Linked DNA regions of Homo sapiens: region 2 is linked to region 1. A link is a loop called in an ENCODE intact Hi-C map of the cell type or tissue named here. Cell type or tissue: HepG2. All regions are shown on one strand.

Evidence for each region. Hi-C counts contacts between places; a loop is a spot of excess contacts. Peaks named below come from ENCODE experiments on the same cell type or tissue, not always from the same donor. Only the 100,000 strongest peaks of a DNase experiment are listed, where the experiment ranks them.
Region 2: a loop joins it to region 1, with 2.3 times the contacts of the local background. A loop is called at or near these places in 1 of 110 quality-filtered maps.

Annotation. Positions count from the first base shown.
Region 1 is chr9:108,776,284-108,778,783 of GRCh38, reverse strand. No RefSeq gene overlaps it. Among named protein-coding and RNA genes, the nearest start is that of ACTL7B, 78 kb to the left of the region's middle. RefSeq lists a silencer at 1,641-1,935. In HepG2, a CTCF peak has its summit at 1,339 (motif pointing left); DNase peaks (open chromatin) are centred at 1,313 and 1,713; H3K4me3 peaks cover 396 bases.
Region 2 is chr9:108,863,528-108,866,027 of GRCh38, reverse strand. It overlaps ACTL7A (actin like 7A), which reads right to left. Exons shown (of 1, transcript NM_006687.4): 1 at 2,272-2,500. The coding sequence ends at 2,398. Among named protein-coding and RNA genes, the nearest start is that of ACTL7A, 2.5 kb to the right of the region's middle. In HepG2, a CTCF peak has its summit at 1,294; a DNase peak (open chromatin) is centred at 1,309.

The DNA.
Region 1 (2,500 bases):
TCCCATGACCCTCCCTCTTCTGGGGTTTCTCTGGTTTCTGGTTCTTGGGACTGAGAGGGCTGTTTCAAGCTGAGCGTGCTCAGCAGGTGTGTGGGCCTTTGTGAGAAGCCAGGGACTGGGGGCAGCTGCTCAGGATGGGATTGTACTGGCAGCGGATCCCAGGTCACCTGCGTTAGAGATTGACAGCGTATGCTTCTCTCTTCTATTGGACCCTCAGCGCTTCTCCCTTCTAGGTCCTCCCCTTGAGTATCATTTAAAAAGCAAAATCTTCCTGCTCAATCATTTTCCATGGCTACCCATTCACTGAGGGAAAGTACTGTTCCTGTAAGATGATGCACAAGGTCTTTCTGGACCTGTACTGGGCCTTAGCCCCTGCCCTCCTCCCCACTGCCTTTTCCCGAGTCCCACCCAATCCTGTGCTCCCACCATGCAGAACCTTATCAGGTTTCCTAAGTGTAGCGCATTGCTCCATGCCTCTGTGCTTTTCTCCACACTGTCCCTCTGCCTGGAGTACCTTTCCCTCCATATTTGCCTGTAGAGTTCCTATTCACCCTTGAAGATCCTGGTCAAGGAAACCTTTCTACCTCAGGGGAGCATCCTGTGATCCCCTCCTGGTCCTTCTGCCACCATTGCCCCTATTATAGCATGACTACTCTGTTTAGTTTTTGCTTCTCCAGACCAAGCATTCTTGGAAGACAGAGGAGATAAGCTGGAATCATTTTGGTGTCCCTTGGTGGTCCCCTTTGGGGACCATTTTGATTCCCCCAAACGATCAGAGGAATCATTTTGTCCCCTGGCACCAAGCCTAAGTCAGAAGGCTCGTTGAGTGATTGGTCAAGGGGTTTTCCCTGGGCATCTGCACACGTTCCCTCCTAGTGGCTCCGGTCCATGTTCACACCGTAGCTAGAATATTCTTTTAAAAACATAAATGGTGCCATATCCCTCATCTGCTTAAAACCCCTCGGGGGCCTCCTGATGCATTCAGGATAAAATCTTTATCATGGTGTCTCTTGACTCCTTCTGATCTCATTACTGTCAATGGAACCATAATGAGCCTTTCAGTTTCTGGAATGTTCTTTCCTGCCTTAACACCTGCAATACTGTCTCTTCTACTTAGGGTGCTATTCCCTCACTTCTGACATGAAAGAGCAGCCTGCCTCTGCCTCAGCCTACCTAACCTATGAATGGCAACCCCTGGGTTCTGGTGGCTGAACTCTATGAGCCATGTGATTGCTTAATGCTAAAGCTTACACCTGTGTGCCCATGACCTGTGTTGACTTAAAGTCATGAGATCTATACATCGGGAAAGGAGAGCTTAATTTCTTATAAAAGGTTGCAGCTGCAGGCTCGCCACCTGCAGGCTGGGAAGCATAGCCTCCAGCAAAAAACAAAAGCAAGCACTTGGAAGGAGGAAGGCTAAGACAGGAATTTACACTGAACAGGTTGGCTAAGTATACATATTCAACAGGTTATAGGAAGAACTGTGAATATTCATGAAGGGGTGTGCATGCATAGTAAGCAAACATGCATGTTACATATGTCCCATGTTCACTTTGGGTTGGAGACTTAACATTTAAATGCAGTGAATTTAGGCTCCATAAGTCAAAAGGGAAAACGGAGGACACAGAAGTGTCCCTGTGTGCAGCCTCCATGGACTGGCCAGAATCAGTCTGTGGTCAGTGGTCTCTTATCAGGAAGGAATGCTGGTCAGTTGCTGTGCCAAAACCACAAAAATGGCGAGGAGTCCAGCCACAGCATCAGGTGGTTGGTGGAAATCAGCAGTGGAGCAAATCTTTTGAAAGGGCTGGTTTCAGCTGAACTCTGGGAAAGAAAGTCTAATGGTGTTTAGTGAGGGAGGGGGCACAGCAAGGCCTGTCTGACCTCCTCTCCCACCCTGTCATGGCCAAGAGCTCAGTTTGTAAGTTTCTTTGTGGTCTCCTTGGCCAAAAGGGGGGTCCATTCAGTTGGTTGGGAGGGTTAGGATTTTATTTCTCACCTGCATTGGTTTTCACCCTTAAAAAAATGAAGAGACATAAAGTGTGCAGGATCCCTGAGGATAAATTGTCAAGGGAAAGAAAGAGATCAGACTCTCATCAGATAGACCTGCATTCAGATCCTGGCCCCACACTTATTTTTGGCACTATGGGCAAAGTGACTTGATCTCTTTAACCACAGTTTCCTTACCTTTAAATGGGGTTAATAATGCTTCTTGCTTCATGGTGTCATCATGAGATTTGAAATAATGTGTATAATGCAGTTTAGCACAGTTCTGGTCACATAGTAAGCACTCAATTTTATTTATTGTTAATTTACTGTAAGGCAGCATATATAAATATATAAATGAGCATTTATTTAAAATAACTTCAGAATCTTTCCTTCCTCCCATTTTTTTCTTTTTTCTTCTTCCCTCCTTCTTTCTCTCTCTTTTATCTCCCCCTACCCCATAGTTTGTTTCTTTCAAGCATTTAACAAACGTTATTGGGTGCCTACAGAGTGCCAG
Region 2 (2,500 bases), 87 kb before region 1:
GTCATTCTTTCTTTGGGTGTTGGGAGGTGCTTCCCTGCACATTGTAAGATGTTTAACGACTTCCCTCATCTCTAACCCCTAGATGCCAGTAGTACACACTCCCACCCCTGTTATGACAACCACAAATATCTTTAGACATTGTTAAATGTCCCCTACAGGCCAAAGTTGCCCCCTGCTTGAGAACTACTGTGCTAAGATAAGTTCCAAATACTTAGTAACTATCACTTTTTTATGAGGAGATTCTCTTTTTCTACTGGGGCATACTTGTGAGGATCAAGTGAGAAAATTCATAAAGTGGTTTGAAAAAGACTGCACAATTGTTCAGCCTTCAGTTGGCATTTTTCATTTAAAAATGAACATTGAGGCCTAGGAAGGCCTGGAGACGCCCATCCTCCAGAACCACCTCCCAACCCTCCTCTTCATTAAGACCCTCGCCTTTTTTAGGGATCTTTGACATGGGGTTTATTTACCCCTAAGGGATCGGTAGATAGAGCATACTTCTGTATGATAGGTTTTCTCTGTAATCATACATTTTATTTTATGCATTTAATAACATTATTCTAAGAAGAGGTTTATGGGTTTACCACCCCTGCCAAAGAGGTCCAAAGGTTAAGAACTAACCAAACTTCAACTTGCGCATCAGTGAATGATCATGGGTTGACAGTAGAGCGGTTTGGGCAGAAACTGAGGTAAAGATGTCCCTCTCTCTCAGGTCAGTGTCCCCAACTCCTGATTCCTTGACAGTCCAGCATAAGGCTTAGTCATCCGTGCTGAACCATGGGAACCTCACATGCCCCTCTGTGGCTCTCTTTCTGCTGGTGCCAGCCAGATACTCTTAGTCACCAGACCTGGATCCAGGGTCAGGCACTTTAGGTCTTTCAAGGCTGTCGAGGCAAGCCTGGAACCAGTGAGCAGCTCTGGAGGGCTTCTCCCTGGAGATGGTGGAGGTGCCAGCTCTCCTCTAAATGCAGAATGCCTGCCTTTGAGTACCTGTGTGGCTAAGGACTATAGTAAGAGACTTCTGGCCTTCTGCATAAGAGGTAGAAACCTAAAGATACTAGCTAGCTATTGTGAGGACCCCCAGGAGTCTAGATACTGGTATTCAGATATTTTTCGCTGTTTTTTAATCAGCTGTGTGAGGTAGGCATTTATACTCAGTTTTGCAGGCAAGCAAACAAACTCAAGTCACAGTTAGGTGGTAGCAAAATTGCGTTTCAAACCACAGAGTCCAGAGCCCATGTTCTATCCTCTGTTTTGTGCACCAACTAGTGTTCAGATTTTGAACTTTAAAGACAAGACAGAGAATGTATTGGAGGCTGTTCTAAAGAATCTCCAATTTAAAGTGCTCATATTACAAACTCCCCCTGCAGGAACACCAGAGAGCTCGCTGGGCCCTGGAAGGGCTTCCCTGGCTACTGAGGGTCTCTGTGTATCTTTGGGCTCCCCAGTGGGGTTAGAATGACCCACATAGGGCAGCCTCCCACAGACCCATATCATCAGCCCCAGAACCAGCAGCCTCTATCCTCAGCACACCCCAGACTCCAACCGTGTGTGTTCTAGGCTGATGGAGAATCCAGTCTGCTGGGAGATGGTCAGCTACTACTTGAAGTGTCTAGAGAATGACTGTGGCCTCAATCCCTAACCTCTCTGCTGATAACCCAAGATCAGTCTTACTTCAGTTTTTAAAATGGGAAATCTGTATAGCACTTGTTCTCTGAAGAGTTGCCCTTTAAGGCACATACAAATGCCTTGCTTGTAATATGCTAGGCTTCAGCAGCCAGTCGCTGTGATGGCTTAGTAAGAACTGGTACTGAGACATAAATGACTGTTGGAACTAAAAGAAACTCCTGTTAAAGCAGGGCTCAGACAGCTTTGCCAGCTCTTTCCAGTCCCTCAGGGTTGTTGATGAAGTATGAAATGGACACTGATGCTTTGTGGGAGTTTGCACTGTTACAGCATACTTCCTATTGGCATTTATGGAAAGGGAACTGCTTATATGCCCCAACAGCATTTACCCTCTAATCTTCATTGCACTCCCCCTTCCAAGCAGAGTTTAACCGTAAAGTAGTTCCTAAAGCGGGGAATGCACAAAATAAGGGGCAGCATAATTTTAGAACAAGTGAATGTTTAAGCAATCCACATACAATGCATGCCCTTTTTTGTTCATCCTCCCCCTACTCCTGCTTTTGTTTTGGGAAATGTATATTTTAAGGCAGACGCTGCACGTGTGAAGTTGTTTCTTATGAAGTCAGGAAGTAGAGAAACACACTGTGGAGGGGCATATGAGGGGTGTTTAATGCTACAGGAATAAGCGCCGGCTCCACCCCCTGTGTGTAGGAGTGCGCTCACCCTGTCGAGGGTAGGCACTGCCAGTGCAGTGTCCATCCTCGTCGCTGTTCAGAAGCACCTTCTGTAGAGGAAGAAAGGCCCGTGTTCCTCGTACTCAAAGCGGTGGACCCACAATGGTTGGAAACCCTGAAGTGAGGCCAGGATGGAGCCA